Regions from separate parts of the Mus musculus genome. Here all the other regions are linked to region 2. The links are chromatin loops, found by intact Hi-C in ENCODE. Cell type or tissue: gastrocnemius. All regions are shown on one strand. Links, peaks and the distances in the headings refer to the core of each region. The heading gives the core; the rest is flanking DNA.

The links. Hi-C counts contacts between places; a loop is a spot of excess contacts. Peaks named below come from ENCODE experiments on the same cell type or tissue, not always from the same donor. Only the 100,000 strongest peaks of a DNase experiment are listed, where the experiment ranks them.
Region 1: a loop joins it to region 2, with 2.6 times the contacts of the local background. A loop is called at or near these places in 3 of 42 quality-filtered maps.
Region 3: it touches region 2 in a loop (4-fold over the local background); 32 of 42 quality-filtered maps call a loop at or near these places.

Annotation. Positions count from the first base shown.
Region 1 is chr14:22,778,085-22,785,816 of GRCm38, reverse strand. The region is part of intron 5 of Lrmda (leucine rich melanocyte differentiation associated); the gene reads right to left. All of the region lies in intron 1 of Gm30926 (a long non-coding RNA gene), which reads left to right. Among named protein-coding and RNA genes, the nearest start is that of Gm30926, 19 kb to the left of the region's middle. In gastrocnemius, for the core only: CTCF peaks have their summits at 3,274 (motif pointing right) and 3,909; DNase peaks (open chromatin) are centred at 1,896 and 3,238; H3K4me3 peaks cover 661 bases; H3K27ac peaks cover 1,384 bases.
Region 2 is chr14:22,575,099-22,582,830 of GRCm38, reverse strand. It overlaps Lrmda (leucine rich melanocyte differentiation associated), which reads right to left. Exons shown (of 7, transcript NM_028275.1): 3 at 4,857-4,983. Among named protein-coding and RNA genes, the nearest start is that of 4930405A10Rik, 36 kb to the right of the region's middle. In gastrocnemius, for the core only: a CTCF peak has its summit at 4,449 (motif pointing right); DNase peaks (open chromatin) are centred at 4,439, 4,911 and 5,148; H3K4me3 peaks cover 380 bases; H3K27ac peaks cover 493 bases.
Region 3 is chr14:21,972,729-21,980,460 of GRCm38, reverse strand. No RefSeq gene overlaps it. Among named protein-coding and RNA genes, the nearest start is that of A330001L22Rik, 13 kb to the left of the region's middle. In gastrocnemius, for the core only: no CTCF peak of the experiment used is centred there; no DNase peak of the experiment used is centred there.

The DNA.
Region 1 (7,732 bases), core at 866-5,865, 200 kb before region 2:
TGGCTGTTCTTGTAGAGGAACTGTCCTTAGGTCCAAGCACCTACCAAGGGCTTACCACCATCTGCCAAAACAGCTCAAGGTATCCAATGCCCTCTTCTGGCTTCCATGGGCACCAGGCACACACATGGTGTACATACATAATGCAAGCAAAACACTCATACACACAAAATAAAAATAAAGAAATCTTTTTGAAAAAAATATCTAGAAAGGATGGGGATTTAAGAAAGAAAACACTTTATAAAAAATATAAGACAAAACGAACATGGGGTAAAGTTCTGTATAAAATTCACCCACTTTCTTGTTGCCAAGACAAAATATAATCTATGAAAACATACATGTATGTATGCATATGTGTATACACATACCACAATTAGCCACACATTAGTATACATCTATTAGAGGTTCTCAGTCCAGGCTTTAATGACCTCCTTACTACATTGAGATATTATAAGTTTTTAGACCATAAGAAATGGAGAGGCATTTCTTCCTTTGTGTCTCATAAATGGCCAGTTCAGACATAAGCAGTCTGGCTTGGGAGAAGCTGAATCCTGAAGAGAATGGCCAACCATATTCCACAGACAGAATGAAATCATTCACTTAATCCCCGAACTCGTATCTAATGGATGTGAGTACATCTTGTGTTTTGTCCTAGGCACTAGAGGTTTGTGAGCAAAATAGGCAGAAATACTACCAGCCTTGCAACTAGTACAGAATTGGGAAAATACAGAAATCAAAAACACCTCCTTCACTATCCTACTAAAATCAGTTACAGACTCAATGTGGAGCCCAGTAAAATGTGCTAGCTCTTGTATAGGTTTTCTGTACACACTGCCATGGCTTCTGTGTCTTAAAAGAGCACAGACTTACTGTTTGAATGTTAGCCATTTGTAAACAGGTCCTGGTAGGTGAAATCAAGCTGCTTCTTTTGGATGCTGTGAGGAGTAGAAATGCTTGGAGTTGCCCCTGCCCTGTCTCTCCTGCATTTCTTTCTTTCCATCATCAAAGTGCACTCCCATCTCAGCCCTCTTCATCGCATCACCTCCTGTCCCTGTGACTTTCTCTGAGTCCCTCTACCCAGTGACTGTGTTTATACCAGGCCCATGTGAACAGCCAGAGCTCTTCGAGCTTTGACTGATGGCCTAGAGGCACAATGCTTTCTTGCTCGTTTCACCATTCCATGGTGAAAGACAACAAAACATTCGAGAATCAAAGATCACAAGAATGTTCAAGGTCTGGGTTTCCAAGAGTAAGTAAGATGATGTACTGGAAATGTGTACTGCTATTATTATACCGTTGTTACAATTATCCAGTGATACAATTATCATAGTTGAGCCCACGTCTTCGACTATACAAACCATTGCAATGTCCAGAACTCTCTTCCCACTACTTAAATTACAATCTACTTTGTAAGTCCCTGCCTTGTTCATTCTCTCTGCCTCCTCAGCTAGGAGTGATGCTGTTTTCTTCCCTTCCAACCTCCAGTAATGTAAGCACCAACCATTTAAGACTATGTTATTATCATTGTCATTATTATTATTAGCCACACACACACACACCCATGTATTGTGAGGAAGGCAGAGATGTTTGTCCTATTGCTTACTTAGCACAGAGATGAGGCCACAGTAGATCATTTTTTTTAGATCACTAAGTGACTAAGTGGACTGGTTCCAGAGTTTAGTCCTCAGGGGTCTGCATGAAAAGCACAGTTCCAATGTCACATTCAAGGGGAGCCAGCTGTGAGCTTCCTCATTCCCCTACTACACTGCACTCTGACTTCCAAAATGAAAGCAATCCCCATCTTTCCCAGACATCATGTACAAGATGATGCCCTCCCAACCAGGATGAGGACGGCTTCTGGCCTCCATCTGTGTGCCAAGTAGCACAAGTGTCTGCTATACACCCTGAGGAAGGCAAACAGGACACAGAATAGAACAAAGAGCTCACACCAGTCAAAGCCAGTTTGAGCCAGTCCGCACTGCTCTGAGAACTCCACCCCCCCTCCCTCCCAGCTGGCAAGAGGACAAGAAGAAGATCACTGACTTCAATCTTTGGCCTCCTAACCACGAAAGGACTTGTGAAGGTGAACGGTTTGCAGACGAAGGGGGATATAAAAGAGACAAAACCAGGATAAAAATTAAATAAAAAGTAGCTGTCTTAAACTGTAATTGCAGTCCTCTGCTGAGCACGCTTGCAGATATATAAATGTGATTTACCATCAGCTTGCAACTACAAATCAGGTCTTGAGAAACACTTGTGCTATGAAATTGTTTAATCTCATCAAGCTCTGCTTTCACAGCAAGCCATAAATCACGGAGTCTTTGTTATCATAGACCTCCACCAGCGCCTCTCTGGCAGGCCATGGATCGTGGGTATATATAATCTTGACTGCACAAACACTGGGGTCGACGCAGGCTGAAATACTTTCATAATAGCCACTGTGCAGCTGCTGGAACACAAGCCCATGATGGATATCTCATTTCCTACAGTCGGCATCTATTTCGAGCAAATTATTACCACATAAATTTCTTGTCAACAGAAACGGCCAATTAATTAAGTTAAAAATTTACTTGTGATCACATCTACAAACCAAATAGAACGGCAAGGCAATTTTCCAGTTACTGAATATACTGCAGGTCAGTTTAATGAATAATTTTTAACTTTGTCATAAACTCAAAGACAGGCTAATATCTCCAGAAAACTGAATGGAGACCAGCTGCCGACAGATTTACACAAAATATATTTATGGGGAATTTGATTGCTGACATCTGGGGACAGAAATAAACTTTCTATAATTACAGAGACATCTTTGCCATATATATGGATTTCTTTCACCCAAAAATGCAAATATGTCCTCAGGAAGGGTATATTTATATGTTCAGGCAGGGCTACAATGGGGTTCGATGGCTTTTGGAGAAATCATTGCATTAAATTTCTTTGCTAGTGATGGGTTCAGTATCATAGGGAGAGACAAAATCATGGGCAAAGACCTGTTTATCACTGACCCACACCTGTCCCAACCCCAAATCAGCTCTCTCTCTCTCTCTCTCTCTCTCTCTCTCTCTCTCTCTCCCCCTCTCTCTCTCTCTCTCTCTCTCTCTCCTTCTCTCTCTCCCTCTCTCTCTCTCTCTCCCTCTCTTCCCCCTCTCTCCCCCCTCTCCCTCCCTCTCTCTCTGAGGTGGTACACCACTTGGCACATGTCCAGCAGTGTAAGCAGCACTCAGAGGCTTTGTCAGGTAAGGCAGACGGACATAGCTTCCCCACAGAGCTGTGATGCCCATGAACCAGATCTGCTTGGAAAATCAGGCCAGCAGAGGGCCCTATAATAATTCCTCGTCCAACCATGTGTCTTTGAACTGAAGGAAAACCATGGTGTGTGTGTGGGGGGGGGGGGGAGGGATGTATGTGTGGGGGGGTGTAGGGGTAATTGTCCAGTTGAGTTATGGGCTATGGGTACAGGGACACATGGCAGATTTGATTACAGATAGGGATTTACTCAGCCAACTACTTGTGAGAGGTAGAATTATGACTTTCATAAGGGCCATCCCCTTACCTGACATGTGGAGAGCATTCAAGGTCTTCCAAATCATTGCTCCTGTCTGTCTCTAACAGGTCCTTTGACCTTGTCTCCAGCCTGCCACTGTTACATGAGATAGTCTCACAGCATGCCCTTTGCCTTTATGTTGCCATGACTCTGAGCCAACAAAGGAACTTTACATTTCTAGTCCACTTCCCATCATCTTTCAACTTTCTAGCTTGAAGATGGTCTCCATGGCTCCTTGACAGTATAAGAGACTATGGCTCTTCATTAGGACATATCCCTCCACCTAGAATTTGAGTGGCCATGATGTTACCTTGGCCAGAAAGGGCAGTAGTGAGTTCGGAGTCCGTGAACTCTTCAAGGAGATAGCAGGCAACCACAGGGTGGGGGTGTTGTCATGAGATTGAAGGTCTGTAGGAAAGGACTCTATTAGTTAGTCCTGAATGCTAGGATGGTTGTGTGGAAGGTCCTTTTGGTAAGCTTCTTGAAGACTGGAGTTATCAGACTCATTTTTAGCTTTCTAACTACAAATCCCAGTACCTTACAAAAAGGACAGGATCTCTATAAAAGCTTCTGAAGGAGGATCTTATGCAGTATTCATGAATGCCACATTCAACTCTTGGTGGCTTTAAATATTGTTGCATCATTATCATGTGTCTGAACAGCATTGATTGTAGGCCATTCCATTTAGGACACTCCGAAAGCTGAGAAGTCCTGGATGTTAAATACATCCCCCAGCTAGACCAAAGTTTAACTGAGGAAACAAACCACACGGAAAACTCACAGGACAGCATGAATAGTCAGGCTAAATGAATGAATGACCAATGTGCAAACACAAAATAGAAAACAAATCTTAAATAAATGGCACTGATAAATGCAAGTATGGGGGTGAACAACGCAAGGTGTTTGAGTTTCAGAACATTAAAGGTATGTAGCTGAGATCCTGCAGAAACCTTCATTTGACCACTGTAGACACGAAGCCTCCCACATCAAGCTGGGCCAGCTTGCTCAAAGTCACTAAATTATAAAGTCCCCAAACACCTGAATATCTTCCCATGGCTCTCTAAATCCATCCCTCACATGTCCCACAAGCACTTCACTTTTCCTGGTTAACACTTGTACCTTCAGCGTGATCATTGGCACTGTTCTCAGGCCCAGGACTGGACTGCATGTGCCCTCATGCAATTTTCTTTTTGACAAAAAACATTTTCAAAATTTTCTCTTTGTCAAGGATCTTAAATGCAAAGATATTCCCTAAATATTCATTGAATTTTTTTGGATAAATGACTTTAGATCATCAGAAGCCCTTCTTCTCCTGAAGCACACACATCCACCGTGTGTGAAGCATGCAGATTGGTTAGATCCATATCTTAAGTAACTAACTATGACCTCTGGGTTGATTGCTTCATTGTTCAATGCCTATTTCAGTGTCTATGGCATACCACAGAAGTGATCCCTAGTTCAGGGTGTCATCAATAGTATATAACACATATAACATTTTAAAACAATGCACACGAGGGGTACTTGATATTTTTCTAGCCCCTGGCCTACATATACTTTGGTAGAGTAAATCTACATACATGCCACCTGATGTTTATAGTGTATTCTCTTGCCTTTTGCCTATCTTGCTGATGTTGTATGAAAGAACTAATAGGGCCATGGTGTTGATGATAGTAGATACACAGTTTTTTTTGTTGTTTGTTTTGTTTCGGTTTTTTTTTTTTTTGGGTTTTTTTTTTTTTTTGCCTCTGTTATGCTGCAGGCACTGCTACAAACACTTTACATTTGTTATCAACATCCATAGGAGGCAAATATTCTTATTATCTCTGAATTACAGATGTGACCTAGAAAGGTTAAGTCACTTATCCAAGGACATATAGTTATAATTGGTCCGACTGGAGGCTGGCACACTCAGACACAGAAGTGTGCAGTTACTATCTCTGATTTGCACTTTTTATTCCCAGGTTTCTCTCCTTAGTTATTGCTCCAGTTCCAGACAGTCTATGTTTTTTTTCTAGAATATTTTTAATAATTTTTTCCTATCCTCAAGGATGTTACAATTAAATCAAATAAAAAAGTATAAATCCATGTGAAAAGCACCATTTGATAAACCCTAAACTGGTTCAGATCCACTCTGTTGTCAGGGTGACCCATCTCTGGTCAGTGAGGTAGCTTCTGAGAGTGTATCTAATAACGGCACCAAGTCTCTATGGGAAGAGGTTATGCAAAAGATTGCAGGGAAGTTCAATTAGCTTGTGAGTTCAAGTCTGCAGCAGACGTTATTGGCAGTTGGGAGGAGGGAAAAAGACAGAAGGGGCTTCGTAGTGTGCTTTTGTCAAATTAGATTCAAGATTTCTGGAACAGAAGATGTTTCATCACAGAGACAGTGGCTGAGGAACATGGGCGAATTGCACACATGCTGCGTGAGCATCCCTGACAAATGCAGGTAATAGCCGAGGGTGACTCACTGCTGAATGTCAGGTTATCTAGCTGAGGGTCACTGCTCCAGAGTCAAGGTCAGGATGAAACCAGAGAACAAAGAAACAATGAAGAAAGCCTGCCTCCTCAACTGACCAGTGACAATTAGAAGCAAGCAGGTGAAATGTGAGATAATTCAACCATAGTCCAATATGTACTAAGCATGTAATAATTTATAAAGTATCTTCATGGTCATTGCTCCATTACATTTTTATGGTATTCCATTCATTAATTGCCAGACGTTTAGAACTTCACTTTTTTAAGGAACATATTTCCCATGATTTCAGGAAAGATGCCTGTTACAATTTGGGTGATTCACACATGCACAAATAAACATTCCAGATTGCTCACTGAGTTCTCATCTCAGGTGCAATCTAAAAGAACCCAAAAGCCTCATGGATCTCTCCATTCAAAGAGCCATTGTTCCAGCTGAAGAGAGGAGGCACATGCACAGCAGTGGCTCACAGTTACTACTGGCACAAAGGGCTCGGAATGGTGTGGTAAGTGCTGCTCATCTTCAGATAGGCAGAGATGACCGTCAGACAGGATGCTCAAGAAACAGTCATGGGCTAGAGAAACAGCTTTGTGGCTAAGAGCATGAGCTGCTCTTCCAGGGGACGAGAGATCTGTCCTCAGGACCCGAATTGCATGGCTCACGATGGCCTGTAACTCCAGCTCCACGGGATCTGTCAGTGACAGCCTCTGTAAGCACCTGTACTCACATGCACACACACATAATTAAAAATAGTAGATAATCTTTATAAAAAAACTGAAAGAACAGGAACAAATCACACAAGGTCAAGGACTTTTCCTGAGTCCTAAAACATCCATAAGAGAGCTCTGAATAAAGCATGAGGCTGCATATTTGACAAGCATAGCAAGTCACATATTTTATTATTCACTCTTAAAATTGCTTAAATATCTAAAATGAGCCTGACATAGAATATATTCCACTTACTCAAAATAAAATTAAAAATAACATCCCTCCCCAATAACAGAATAGAAATCATCTATTCTAAGGGAGAAAAGTGAATGTGACAAAATTTAGAAACTGAAATTTGACAAAAGAGACAAAAGGTTCTGGGGTTATCTGAAGGACAGCATGGTTCATGTCTAAACAATACCGTAGATCATCAGGCATTACACGGAGATATCACAAAACCCTCACGTTTCTCACGACTAGCCCTAAATCCAGAAGGAGGTAAACTCTAGGTAAATAGTCTTATCTTCTAGTTCTTCTAAGTAACAAGTAATTCCAGGGGAAAAATAGTCCAGATCCAGGAGATTAAGAAGGGGATAGACTCACTAATGGACACAATGATTCCAGGACTACACATGGAGTTTGAACAATAATTCAAAACACAAAAATAAAGCCTGGATATACTTCTGAAGAACATCAGATGAGAGAGGGAGAGAGAGAGGGAAAGGGGAAGAGAGAGAGAGAGAGGGAGAGAGAGGGGGCAGAGAGAGAGAGGGAGAGAGAGAGAGGAAGAAGAAGAAGAAGAAGAAAGAAGAAGAAGAAGAAGAAGAAGAAGAAGAAGAAGAAGAAGAAGAAGAAGAAGAAGAAGAAGAAGAAGAAGAAGAAGAAGAAGAAGAAGGCAGCAATGTTTCCTAAAGATCACAACCCTTTTGAGATGAACCAGCCTCCTCCCCACACCAAGATAAGACGTGCAACACTTACTTCTTCTCAGGCCAAAACTTGGAGCATAAAGGACG
Region 2 (7,732 bases), core at 1,795-6,794:
GAACCTCCTGGCATGCAGGTCCTATTGCACATAAGCCGGGGTGGTTTCCAAGCTGAGAGTAGAACATCCCACCTTTGGGTTCATCTCCAGGCCAAGGACCAGTTTTATAACCCCTGGGAAATTTTAACCTAATAGCAGACATTTGGATGCTAAGTACACAGTGCACCCTTGCAGACACATACATATCAGAAATATTAGTACAGCAACAACAACAACAACAAAAAACCCTAAGAAAAATGAGATTGCAAGTTACACAGACAGTAAATGACAGAGACTTTGTTCAAGTCTAAGAAGTCTAAGTCATTTCTATGGAAAGAAATGACTCAATTCCTAGTAAAAGGATGAAATTAAAAGACTGAAAAGTGAAGAGTTTAATATGTTTGGGGGGAAGATAATACACTGTCATCCAGCTGTGCCGTTTGTCTTGGATATTTCAGCTTAGGCTCATGTTTTCAAAGCACCGTGGTTTTCTCTAAGTGTACCAAGACATTTTAGTTATGTGCACCAGGGAGCAGCAAGGGTCTCTGGGTGTTAACAAGCAGCGGCTTCCCATAGATGGTCCCGCCTACTCTGCTCAATGCTCTGAGGTATGTATTATCAAAGAAACCAAGACCTCGAAAAGGAAAATATATTTATTTAAGATGATAAGAAACTGCTGTTAAAAGTGAGATCTGGGGTGGCGGCGGCTGGAGAAATGGCTTGCTAATGGCTTGCTACTCCTGTGAAACATGGGAACACAGTTCCCGCACACACTTCTGGCGGCTCACACCCATCCATTACCCCAGCTCCAGGAGACCTGGGGCACTTTTATGCCCCCTCTTGGTACTTGCACTTACATGTGCATATCCACACACAAACACACATGGCTACATACTGTTTTTAAGGGTGAGGTCCAGTTTTGTGACACAGCCACGCCCAGCTGGGTAACATGTAGCACGATTCTTTCTTCCTGTGTGCGCTACCATTCAAACTGTTCCCACCTTAGTATAGATGATGATGGAAATAGTGCAAAAAATTTTTAAGCATAATTTCAAATAAAGTCTGTGTTTTCCCACAAGGAAAGATAGGGGACGACCATTAAATTGTGCAAAGATTAAGCATCTGCACTTTTAACATTTTTTCAGTCAGTAGCCTACTTGGGGTTGACTGTTGAGAGATCACATGATTGAGAGCAACACAGAAAACCTCAGTCTTGCTAGAGAGAGAGAGAGAGAGAGAGAGAGAGAGAGAGAGAGAGGGCTAGGGGTAGGTTTTCAAGTCTATGGCCTATGACTAATTACTTTGAACAAAGAGGGGATAGAACAAAGATGGGGGTTGGGAGGTAGACCTATATAAATGTGACAGCTACATTAATTGGTAAAGTGACAAGAAATTTTCCAGATGTGAGAGAGTCTTGACATCGGAATCTCTTCTGTAGATAGAATTCCCGCAGTCCCCACCACCACTACCACCTTGTGCAATATTACAGTTAACAGCTGACTCCTCCCACATGCAAGTCCCTTCTAGCAAAAGGATTGCTTCTCTTTTGAGTTTTAGAGTCTGGGGCTTGGAGTCAGCCTAAGTGGGGTCTAGATGAAGCAGTACCTGTGGCAATCTATGTGGCTTCTAGAAGCTTGCAGTCTGGGTTTTCTAAAAAGTAAAAGAGAATTATCATTAGTAGTTCCCAGAATCTCAGAATGAGATTAGAATTACAGTAAAGTATAAAAGCCTAAGAAATACGTTCACCGGACTCTCTCCCTTTGGTGATAATGACATTAGTCAACTGAGGATGGTTTTCATACTTTCAGGATGACAACATGGTTGGCTTTTGCCAACTTGACACAAACCTAGCCATTATCAGGGTAGATGGACTCCATCAACTGTTAATTGATATAGGGGGGGTGTGATACAATCCCTGTGCAGGTAGGTCTGGCATGTATAAAAAACATAGTTCAGAGAGGCAATAAGATGCTTTATAGTGAAAACTAAATAAGAGATCTCATAGAGACAAGATGGCAAGGCCAGTGTAATAGATAGCTATAGAAATGAGCTATTCTCTATATGAACCCCTGTGTCATCTCCCACATTGTTTTGCATTGGTGTGTAAGTTGCTTTCATAATACTAGCAGGATTTGACAAGCACATGTATACTAGGGTTTATGCCCTGGACCAATCCTTTCATGTATGATAGCATATGCAGCCCATTAGGCAGGCAGCTGAGCCAACAGCCAGCACTAATTGCATACATAAGAGTGAGGTTATTTTAGACTATCTAGTGCTAGTAAGAAAAGAAATCTTTGCCTGAGTGACACAAACTAAGTCTATCAGAAGAGCCATCCAGCTGAGGCCTGACTCACATAGAATTGAAGTGCATAGAACATTTATTGTTTTGTGGAGTGGGTCGTTATGCTACATGAGCTAGCTGGCAGAGCCTGTCCTTGTCTGGAGTATCTCCTGGGACAGCATCAGCAATGCCCACCCTATCGCTTGTGCAGAACTGGGACATTTTCACAAGTATGGAGTTTTAACCTGAAAAGGCAGGGCCAGTGTAAGAGGCGGTTAGCCTAAGAGGATGGCATACACTGTTGTCGGCCTTTGCCTGCCTTTCAGACTGCGATTTCCAGATCAAATGGATGGGGAAGCTGAGTTTTGTCACAGTACCAGTAGATCAGGGAGGAAAAGAGGAGAGAAATTGCATGACTTGCTGAGTGGGGCATAGCAACCTGAGTGAGACGACACTTTGTAGTCCGTATCCACTGATAATTAGATGCGTCATAAAAGTGCAGCTATGTAATTGGATTCTCAGCAACACAGTGACTTCCCAGGCTGTTCCCCTAACTCTCTTTGCATTACCACTACCGTTCAAGGAAGTTAAGGCACAGAATAGGAAAAGGACTTAACAAAAGACAAAGTCAATCTCCCAGGACTCTGGAATCCGAGATGCCTGCCAGTTTCAGTGGTGCTGAGACTAAACCACCCCTGAAATAAGCTGTCTCTAGAGCTGAGGACCAGGCTCCCAGAAGTTTACTTGTACCAAGCCACACAGCTACATGTGACCAAGAGGACGTATGAAACTAAGTCTGTGAATCGGAATATCCTGCAGTGATGTGAGACACAAGACATGGGCTGAAGCTCAAAGGATGAATGGTATCATCTAAGGTTCAGTCGAACAATCCTTCTCGCCTCGATCCAGTTGCTCATATGGCCCAGCTGATCATCTGAGACAGCCAAGGACGATAGAAAATACACAGAACAATAACTCGGAGACGAGAAGAGCAAAGGGTTAATGAAGGAAACCTCCACTAAATGTCATTATGACACGGACCGTGAATGACATGATGACATTAGACTTACTTCTAAGCCATCTTCCTCTACTTCTGATAAAGCACCCATGGATGAGGGCCATAAAGGGGCGCATTTGTAAAGCACTGTTTACAACTCACTCCCACCATTCAAATCTTTCAACTCCAAATCTCCTGAGAAGTTATTAAGTCCTAAAGGTAGAGCTCTTGAAAGGATGAATTAATTTACTGATAAGAGCAGACAAGAACATTTCCTCTTCTTCCCCTTCCCTCCTCCTGCTCTGTCCCCAATGCAAGGACAGGCAAGGGACACATCACGAAAATCCATCTCCTGCTGGACCCTGCCCTCAGACTGCCCACCTCCAGACTGTGAGCAACAGACACTCGCTGGTGGTTGGAATTCAGTGGCAAGTCAACCGTACTCTGTCATAGTAGCAAGAACTAGCTGAGACAATGTTTTACAGAATAAAGAAAATATTAACTTAGAGCTTGAGGCACCAGGAGGCTAATAAGTCATTTTGAAAGTATCCTACATGCTGGCATAGGTCTCCATCTTGAACCCAGGTCTTCATCTTGTTCACTGTTTACTGGAACAACCTATACACTCTTCATTGGACTTGGTAAGAATGAAGCGTGAGGTGCTTAAAATTCCCCCAGGACTTGACTCCCATGAGTGTTCAGTGAGAAAGTAGTAAGAAATGAATATGTTGTTCATCCCACAAATATTTGTGGAATGTGAATTCTACCTAGGCCGGATTGTCCATAGGAAGGTTCCAGAAATCCCTCCCTCGTGGAGCTGCTATCCTAGTGCCTGGTAACCTAGAGCACTAACAAATGGAGATGCTGTGTACCTTATGCTATTAGAGAAGTCTTCTGATTTATCCTTACTGTAGCAGCCAGGGCATTTAGTCCCTAATTCTCACCCCAGGCTGGGTACTCACCGACCCAAAAGAGGTCATAACCCACCATGGTTATCCTAGGCCTCTGATCACACCTAGAGCTGCATACAAGGGGAGTACAGGGCCTGACCTTCACACTTCTCTGTACACCTCAGCTCTCTCCCTTCTTGATATCCAGAACTGTTTCCCCAGCCTACACCAAAAGCATTCCAGAAGTCTACAAGGACTAAGTCAACTTAGCGGCATTACCCACAGCTTGCCACCAGAGGTCGCCCTCCCACACAAGCCCAGGCAAACAGAAGCAGCTTTTCCTCCCAGGCACCCGTGACATTATTTTCTTTCTCTATTTTTATCTATTAAAAAGATTTCCTCGCAGCCATAACTTAGATCTCTACACTAAAATGGAGCAACAGGAAGATATAACGGTGCATTTCATTTATGAATGACCTATAATAAATTACTCTGAAGTGTCCCGAGTGCCAGAAGACAGAACGCTTTGTCTGCCCACCGACTGTATTTCACATACTTTAATTTAGCTGACACATAAAACTCATTTGACATTTTGCAGGTATTTTTGAGGAGAAGGGTATGGGGTGGCAGAATGGGACCCTCGTAGAGCTGGGCGGCAAGTGGGCTACTGCGGGGACTTGACGTCCTGGGTGCCAGAAAAGGATATTTGGTTCTTGTTGAGGGTTAAGGTGTGCAAGTGGGGTAACCCTGGCAACACGAGGTCGTCTCCGAGCAGATTGTTGTCTAAAATGAGCTCCTCCAGGCTCCTGAATGCACTCAGTCCTTCCAGTGACCTGCAATGACAAAGGCAAGGGGGGGGAAAGATCCTGCAGTAAATCAGAGAGGCCATTATGAGCCGAAATAAATATTTTAACCTTCCCTTTCAGAACTGGGAATAGTTTGGGCTTGGTGCCTGTCAGCAGAGTGAATGACAAGAATTAGTAGCAGGGAGCCGGGGTGGGGGCGAGGGGGAGAAAGGGGCCCCGCTGGCACTCACCGCATCCTTCACGAATTGCCAACATGAAGGATGAGGGTCACTTATTGAGAAGCCAGGATCCAAAACAAAGGGCTTCAGATACGGCCTGCAGGATAAATTTGTCAATGTCTTGTGCCTTCAGGCACCCAGCCTGGGCTGACCCTAACCTCCATTCCCAAGATAAATAACTCTGTCACAGTTCACCTTCATTCCCTGGACACAAATTTAAGCTGTCATCCATCATTCCTGCCTAGAAATCTCATACCCCTCTTACAATAATAAATATAACTTCAAGTATCATTTCTTAGCGGTTCTGCTATGTACAGTCATAGGGGAAACGGCCAGGAAGGCAGCTTTTCTCTCCCCTTACGTCCTCCCATCCTTGGGCTTGCTCTCTCTCTCTCTCTCTCTCTCTCTCTCTCTCTCTCTCTCTCTCTCTCTCTCTCCTCTCTCCTCTCTCCTCTCTCCTTTTTCTTCCTTTCTTCCTTCCTTTCTGTTTTTCTTTTTTTTCCTTTTTAGCTAATCACTTAATTTGCTACTGCCTAGCATCCCTATGGCTGCCTGACAGGGAGGAATTACATAAGCACTCCAGGCCGAGGAGAAAGCCTTTTCTTCTTTCATTATTTCTTTTTCCTTGGTTTTGGTTTTGTGTAGGGACAGGCTGGGAGCATTTCTGCTTCAAAGCCCTGGTCTGAAGTTTTAATTTATGGAATGTGGGTTTTTTTTTCCCCCAGCATAGAGTATAGCAGTGTAGATTTTAAGGCAGTAAATAAAAAAGGCATTAAGGATTAAGCATGGGTTTCAAAGATAAAAAATACTCTAAGAGAAAGGGAAAGAAGGCTTCCTTTACCCATGTAGTCTGAAATTAGCTCTTCACCTGAGGGAGGGACCCTCGGGAGTGTTTGGAGTGGAGGGGACCACGAGGCAGCTGTGCACAGATGCTTGCCTGGGCACACACAAATGGTAATTAAAGGGAGTCAAAAGTCCCAGGGCTTTTGCAGCTTGCTCACCAGCCAGGCCCAGGAGATATGCTGCTGAGCTTGCATCGGCTGGAGCCTGGTGAGGCACAGGGCCGTGAAGGGAAGACACATATTCAGTCCCTGGCTGGTCTATAAAGTACGGCCAACCAGAATGTCTGCCACATATTTGTTTACTGACTGTGCCAATGCTAAGGCCCTGTCACCTTGTGTGCGTTCTGTGTGCACCCCTGGCCATGGGCTTTAGCAGGGAAGCTTTCCCCAGGTACCCATGATTCCATGGTAAGCTTTCTGACAGAGGGTTCCCCAAACCAAGGGTAGGAGTAGAGCATGCTCATGAAATCTTTGGTTGCTCCCATCTGAATGTCCAGTGTCATGTGGTCTTACTCTGGCTCTAGAGCCCAGAGCATAAGGGCTCTGAGGTCAGTGCTATGTGCTGTGTAGGCAAACATGAAAAACTGCCTGCACTTTAATTTAGGGTCATCCTGTTTCATAGGCTTCTGGGAAGCAAAACAACTCCCTCCTTTGGGGGGCTTAGGAGTGGGCTACGGAGCTTTGTCTCGGCTCCTCCATTTCCCTGTAGCCTGAACTGGGGCATCCCGAATGCCTGCTGGCTCTGTGTGCCTCCCACCTCAGAGGACAATGGTATTCTCGCTCAGGGCTGCCTCCCCTTGCCATCCATTAGCTTGTCCTGAGACCTGGGGGTAGGGGAAGAGTGTGGTGGAATCGTATGGGGTGGGCAGGGAATCTTTGGGCTTTCTGAAGCCCTTGGCTTTTTTTGTCTGCTTGTTTAAAGCTGGCTCCCATATATTCCAGGCTGGCCTCAAATGCATTATGAATCCAAGAATGACCTTTGAACTTCTGACCTTCCTGCTTAAACCCACCCAGTTTGGGAGATATCTGCATGCTCCATCAGGCCTAGTTGGTGGGTTTCTGGGAATCAGATACTGAATAAAAAGTCAAGTTCTCAACCAAATGAGCTATGAGTCCCTTTCTCCACGGGAGTCAGCGAACCAAGCTCATTAGCCACAACTGTTTCAGGGACAGGGCCCTGCTTGCCACAGGGAGAGTGGAGACCCACCCCCACTCAACAGGAAGCCTTCTGAGAAGCTAATAAGTTCTTTGTGCACCAACATCAGATGGGGCTCTGCTCAAAGGCACCATTTAGATACATACTGTTCCAAGGTATGTTATGTAAATATTGTTTTGTTTTGTTTTGTTTTTTATCATGAGACACAGCAAAGGGTTGGCAACCAGCAAGGAGAAGAAAAACTTCCTTCCGACACTGCTCCTAAATGGCAGAAAACAAAAATGACGCAGGATGAAGAGGGCAAAGCCAGTCCACCACAGGGGTACTGCCCCGCTCCCAAGGCTGCTTCTTTCTCCACAGTACAGGCCACACACATCAGAGCTCTGTATGGGAGTGAGACCTCAGAGAAGAGTCCCCCACCCCACCCCCAATCTGCGTCTCTTGTCTGGTTTCCAGATTCTTTTTTTTCCTGTGTAATGTTGCTAGTGCTCAGTAAAAGGAGATCTGTGCAGTGCGGGAGGGAGGATGCTGATGAATAAAGTCCTGTTTTCATGGCTGCT
Region 3 (7,732 bases), core at 866-5,865, 600 kb after region 2:
AGATGTCAGTCACGTCTACTCAGAGATCCGACGGGTGCCTAGGCTGGCATCTTTGATATGGAATATGTGGGTTCCTATCTAGCAGACCACCGGCCTGAAATGGGAGGTGCTGATCCCAGAATGTGCCTGGAATCAGGGGTGGGGATGGGTGCCAGTGGAGTGCTTGTAGAAGGTGTCTGTAAAATACTTTGAGTCCCAGTCTGGTGTGGCAGTAGGAGACATTCTCAAAGTGTCCCTTCTACTGTAGCATGTGACAGCTTAAAACCATAAGCTACAGTAGAAGGAACAGGTTCAGGACTGAGTGAGCCAGGCTCTTAGCTCCTCCTTGGCTTATTCTATGCCTCCCTTCCTCTTCTCCTCCATGTTCTCATCAGTAAAATGGAGACACTAATTCCATCCTACCGGGAGTGATTTGGAGCCTCAAATAAGATACTAAATATAAGGGTTGGGAACAGCTCAATGATAGATCATGTGCCAAGCACATGTGGGGCCTGGGTCTGATTCTCAGCATGGGTGGGAAAAATCAACAATAATTAAAATCTGAAGTGTCCAAGTTCCTATCTGACCTACACTGAGCCTTTACCGTGGCTCTCAGTAAAGCCTGAAGAGCTGTCTGTGGCTCCCTTGACCCAGTAGCTTCTCCAGGGTACCTGTGATCATGGTTCCTCTTCTGATGAGTCCTATTTGGTGCTCTCCATGGCTCCACAAACACAGTTCAAACCCTCTACCTGCTAGCTAAACCCCAATCTCCTACTCAGTTATGCCAATCGTATGGTCCTCCCCTGGAATGCCTTCTTCCCCCTCCCCCACCCTCTCTCTCTGCCCCTGTTACTGCGCAAGTGTGAGGGACCCTCACAAACTTATGTGTTTGAACATAGCCCAGCAGCTAGTGCTGGAATCGTCTCAGGAGGTGGGGGCTGGCTGAAAGGGTAAGTTATTGTGGACAGGCTTTGAGGTTAATAGCTCAGCCAACTTTCTGATCTTTCTCTGCTTTCTGATCTGCTCAAGCATGAGCAGATCCCTCTGCCCTATGGACAATGCTCCAGCTACCGTGTCTTCCTAATGTGATGAACTGTGTCCCCCAAATGGGACCCAAAGTGAGTCCTTCTTCTGTAGAGTTACTTTTGCCAGGTAATTTTTCATAGCAACAACAAAAAAAAAAAGTGACTAATATACCACCCTCAAAATTATCCCAATACTAGGCTGAGTCTATTAGCTACAACTTTACTCTCTGCACTCAGGAGGCAGGGGCAGGCAGATCTCTGTGAGTTCAAGGCCAATCTGGTCTACACACTAAGTTCCAGGACATTGGGGCTACATGGTGAGACCCTATCTCAAAAAATGAATGAATGAATGAATGAATGAATGAATGAATGAATGAATGAGGAAGGAAGGAAGGAAGGAAGGAAGGAAGGAAGGAAGGAAGGAAGGAAGGAAGGAAGTTGTCTCAATCCTCACCTCCAGGTCTCCCCCTTTTTACACTCTGTATTTACACAGAGGTGAGAGTAGACATATGAAAGCCACTGGGACAGGGATAAGGATTGACGAGGATTTCCCCACAGCTGTGTAACCAGGAGTAAGACAGATACAACGGTGAAGTCCTCTCCAAAGTGACCTGTGGCTGTGCATACAGGTGAATGGCATGCTGCCTCAGATGCTGATGCTCCTTACGTTTCCATACGTTTATAGGTATCTATCTCTGTTGCCTTCCCCATCTCACAAGTGAGGAACAAAGGGGGAACAAAGATGTGTTCCTATAACGCAGCACTGGACTCTGGGCCTGCCCCCACATGCTCTTTCATATTGCTAACTCCAAACTCCTCCTTTGGCCTTAGCTGTTACCACCCTAATTTCTGAAAGCTCCCTGGGATGACCACTTGGTGTTGGTGATCGATTGGTGTGCCTTTCCCTGGGCATGCCTGTTTCTCCCACTCTGAGCATCCCTTAGTTGCCTGCGGTTCTTGATCTATAGCTGAGGCCTTGTGAGCTTTCTCCCATCCTGTTTGTACAAAAGGCATGTCTATTTGGTATCCTTGTTCAGATTTTACTTATACAGCTATTCTGATGAGACTTCATGGGTCTCATCATTTCTCTGACATCTTTAGGAAACACAATCTCACTGTTCCTCTGGCTCTCACAATCTTTCTGCGCCCTTTCCACTATGATCTCTGAGACTGAGGTGCAGGAATTATGTTCTAGATGCATCAGTCAGGGCCAGCCAGAACATGGTTCTCTGCATTTTGATTGGCTGTGGTCTTCTGTGATAGTCTCCATCTGTTGCAAAGAACGTTTTCTTGATGAGGGGTAAGGACTACGCTCATCTGTGGGTATAAGTACATTCATCTGTGGGTACATTTCTAGGGGTGATGCTGGTTTGGTAAAGCGGCAGTTGTAGATTCTCCAGGATCCACGACCTAACCAGCCTCTAGTTATTGGCTTGGTTTCTGGTACCAGGCATGATTTTCCTCTTGTTGAGTGGGCCTTTGGTCCAACCAAAGAGCTGTTGGTTACTGCCAATGTACACATGCCACTATTATGCCCTTAGGAATGTCATGCCATGCTGGCCATTGCTATAGTTCATGGCCTCATAGATGACAAGAACAACTGGTTGCTTCTCTCCATTGGAAGTTTTTATGGCACCTTCCAGTACCATGAAAGCTAATCCTCAGACAGGCTTTCGGGTCAGAACCAGATAGGATCCTCCAAGTCCTGTATCTGAAGTTATCTGGTATCTTCCAGACACATTTTTTTTCTTTTGTAAGATAGGGTCATATGTACTCCAGACTGGCCTTGAACTCTTTATGTAGGCAAGGATGATATTGAAATGCTGGTCCTCTGGCCTCCACTCCTTGAGTACTGGGATTATACTACCATACCCAGTTGATGCAGTGTTGGAGAGCCAACCCAGGGTTTCATGCATACTAAGCATGATCAACTGAACTACATCCCCAGCCTCAGATATTTTTTTTCTATTGTCTACCAAGTCTATAGGTTGAGTTAATGGAGAAAACTCCTCTGCTAGCATGGTACATAAAACCTAGCAGGTGTTGATACGTGTTAGAAAAAGGGAGGCAAAAGGAGAGCACAGAGATGAAGAACAGGGCTAAGTAAGATTGCCCCCTGCACATAGTGAGGACCTGAGTTCAGAGTTCCAGGTTCCATGAGAGACTCCATTTCAAGGGAAGAAGACATAAGGATGTCAGAAAACATTACACCCAATGTCCTTCTTTGTTCGTACAAAAGGCATACATACCTACATATGTATAACACATGCACACACATAATTAAGTTTTTAAAAAGAGAAATATGCAACAAGTTGTTTGTCTTAAGGGCAACTATTCTTTCAAAGGGTTTGGGGAACACAAAGGAACATGCATGGCCTTAGGAAACTTGTAAGTTTGGACTTAAAACCTAGGCCCAAGGTGAACTTCAGTACATTAGTTAGAAACTGCACTTTCTGACAGTAACAAAAAAAAAAAAAAACCCTACATCATGATATAAGGAAGATAAATGTTCTCTCAAAGTACAAGTGGACAGTCTAGGCTGGAAGGCCATTGGTCACCAGAAACCCAGGGTCTTCAATCACAATTCTGCCAGCCCAACCTGGCAATCTTTCATTCTTTTGTCATATGAGTCCCAGATAGCTATTTGAGTTCAGCTACCATTGTATGGTGCCAAACAACCAGAAAGAAAAGCGTGAAGAGGCCAACACAGCCTCTTTTCTTTTAATGAGTCTTCCCAAAACTCACAGGACTCTTTGGACTGTATCTAAGTGTTTAGAATGTTACCATATGGCCACATATAGCTGCAAGGGAGGCTAAGAATATGATGTTTAGTTGGGTACATTAGGGCCTCAGACCAACTCAAGATTGCTATGGACTGAATTGTGTTTTCCACAGCAAACTCATTGGAAGCTCTATTTCCTAATGTAACTATATTTTGAAATGAGGCCTTTAGGGAGGTAGTTAAATTTAAATGGGGTCATTAAAGCAGAACTATAATCTGAGAAGATTTGTGGGCTTGAGAGATATCTTTTGTTGCTTCTTCACCCTTTTTCTCCCTTCTCATCTCTCTTTCAACATACAAAGAATTGGCTTGTAAGCCAGGAAGAGAACTTTTACCAGAAACAGGACCAGCCAACTCCTTGATCTTGGATGTACAACCTCCCAAACCAGAAGTTAGCTGCTATGGTCTCTAGTCTTCCCCACTTTGCATAACAGGTTAAACTGACTATTACAGAGCCATGGGACTAAGGGACGAAAAAGTAGGAGCTATAAAAGACATTAGCAGACTCATACAGGGCCACTGGCTAGAGACTTCTACCTATAAAACATAGGATTTTTTTTTTTAGTGAGACAGGATCTTTCTATATAACTCTGGCTGTCCTGCAACTCACTATATACATCAGACTGACTTTGAAGTCACAGAGATCTACCTCTGCCTCTCCAGTGCAGAGTGGCATGCACAACTACCCCTGGCTCAACCATAGGTTCTTGGTAATGTAGACAGGACAAATGCCTGCTAAGCTCATGAAAGCTCTGATTCAGGTTTGAGGCAATGGTGATTCAGTTATAAGTTTAGATATTATCCGTGTGTCATGCAATACAGTTCAATAAGATCAGTCAACAGTCGTTTTTCACTCCCATAATTTGTCATGAAAACAAGGATCCGATTTTGGATCTCTAGAACCCATGTGAACAATGTTAGGTGGGCAGAACAGCCTGCCTGGAATTGTAGCACTTGGAAGACAGAAACAAAGGATCCCTGGAGTAAACCAGACAACCAGATTAGTGAAATTGTTGAGCTCCAGGTTCAACTGAGATCCCATATTTCAATGTAGACAGAGGCAACTGATGGAGGAAGACTCCTGACATCAGACTGAGTCCTCCACACAGGCACACACACACACACACACACACACACACACACACACACACTAAAGAAGGGAAGGAAGGAGGGAGGGAGGGAGGGATGGAGGGAGGGAGGGAGGGAGGGAGGGAGGGAGGGAGGGAGGGAGGGAGGGAAAAACCTTTGACCAGAGACTCATTCACTGTGCCCTATAATCCACACACAAAGGGTCTTCTTCAAAGAAACAAAAAAAGGGATAGGGCAATAGATCAATAGATAAGGCACTTGGGGCCCAAATGAAAGGACCTGAGTTCAAGTCCCCAGAAACCATGGAAAGCTGGATGTGTCAGTAATCCCAGTGCTCCTATAGCAAGGTGGGAGGGCAGTCTAGGAGAATCCCCTAAATCTCACAGGCCAACTAGCCTGGAACACACAGCAGCAAAGTAGAGACCTTGTTTGAAACAAGTTGAAAGGCAGGGACCAAATTCTGAGACTGTCCTCACTTATACACCCCCATCATGGGACACATGCACCTACCTATGTTCACACATATACACATACATCACACAACACACAATCTTACACAAAATTATAATCTTTGTATAGTATACCATGTTTGGTATATACATGTGGTGTATAATCTTACATAAAGATTATAAAGAAGAGAAAAAAGCTAGGAATAAAGTTTATGTCTATAATCCCAGATACTTAATTCACTAAGGTGGGGCTGGTCATGAGCTCACAGCCAACTTGGGCAACCCAGCTTAAAATATAAACTAAAGGGGCTAAGGGTGAAATTCCGTGCTGAAGAGCTTGTCCAGTATTTCTTGAGGCCCTAGACCTGACTCCCCAGCCCCACAAAGACAAATGAAACCAAAGCCTGGCTTGATGGGACCAGCACAGCCTCCTTCCTCCATATCATTGATAAGAACCTAAAACACAGACCCACCACCACTCAACAGACTGGCCCACCAGGACTCTACTTCGAAGTGACCTCAGGAAACAAAACACAAGTCAGAAGAAGGCAGATGAAAGCACTGATCATAGCAGGGTGGAGGTGGTGCTAATCCTGCCCTGTCACCCACCCAACAGTGACCCATGGAGTGCACCTCACTGCTCCTCAGGAACCTCCAGAGTGAGGCAAGAGGGTGGCCACTTGGGGAAGAGCAGCAGAGGCTTGGAGCTAAGAGGCTGAGGAGCAAGCAGGGATAGAGGGACAGGCGACCACCGGTCCCTTGAGAGGAGATAGTGGGAAATGAACCCTCTGGATTTCTTCTTGCTGGAAGAATTCTCCAGCTTTGGCTGCCATGAAGGGAGGAGCATGCTGGACCCTCAGCTGCTCTCTGATGCTCCTGACGTTTTTGTTCTTGCATTTTCCAATCCCTTCCTCTCATGCAGAATCCCTGGGTGGTTCCTGTGGGATGGGACGTCCACACTTCTCCATGCCAGAGGCGCTAAAGCCTTTGAGGGAGTTAAGGGTAGTTTGAGAAACTGCAACCATTTTTAAAGAACCCCAGATGTGCCATGACCACTCTTGCTAGGATGGAGGGCATACGCACATGAGCAATCCCAGGTAATTCTTGGGCCTGCGGATTTAAAATCCTGGATTTGAGACTCTTAGCATATTCAGTAATGTGGGTTCAATCCATAGCACTGCAAAAACAAACGACAAAAGGACAAACGCATAATCCAAATCCTGAAGAAAATCCAAGATTTCAACATGAAACAAGCTGGTCTAGACAATCCCCCTAAGGACTGTCAGGTTTTCCTTTCTAAATGACCATGAAGACATTCCAAATCTTCCATGTGGTTAACAGTAATGTGTGATGTCTGGGTCAACCCACAGAGCAGGATTCACTATCACCTGACCCTCAGAACTGTGATAGCCCCATTTTTCAGATGAAAAAACGACACATGGCAGAGATGGAATGACTCGTTCAAGGCCACACAGCCAAGAGGACACAGAGCTAGGACTTACATTGAGGCTGCTGTTTCTGTACTTCAATGTGCAGCACATTGGCCTTTCCTTCTAGTTATGAGGAGGCCACATATTCCTCTGTTCCCCAAGACCCCAAGGTCAGTCCCCACCCAGTGGTATGCCAGAATCAGCTTTGCTGGCCCAAACACCAATTGGGCACATTTTTCCCCATACCTCACTCAGTACTGTTATATTGGTAGCATGATCAAGCTAGGAATATTTACACTAAGGCAATTGTCAAACACTGTAATAGAAACTGAAAGCACTTATTTCCCAGAGAGCAATTTTCTGGACATTTACCAGCTTGCCATGGGGCTATTCCATGGAAGCAGAAGTCACCTCCCTGCTAATGAGGAAGGAACATGTCTGCTGCCAGGAACTTGATGAGTGACCATTTAGGGGGTGTGTAGCCTCTGCTTTGACCCTACTGTGGTACCCCTTGTGTCACCCATTTTAGATTCTTTACACTACAACAAACATACCATTGCGTGTTCCAGGCAGCCCAGCTCATATGGGGAGCCCTCAGCTACATGAAAGTCCTATATTCTGCCTATTCTGTGCCCCTGACACTGGACCCTAGCCTATTGATATAGACTGATCAGATCTGATTTAACCCAGCCTCTCCCTGCCTTCTACCAAGTTCTGAGTGCCAGTTTCTGCACCTTCTGGATGCATCCAGCAAATAGCCTAGGGGAGGTAGAGGAAGGGGCAGTGTGACAATATACATCTCTGACTTTGTACCTCTGCCCACTACAGCAAGAATTCCAAGGGGCCAGGCCTAGGATGCAGCCTGCCCTAGGGCCTTCCGACCACACTCCCTAGGAAGACATAAGATTACAATTATTATTGCTATTTAATAAGTATTTTCTTCGCACTGAGCACTACATTAAATGCTTTTAACGTATT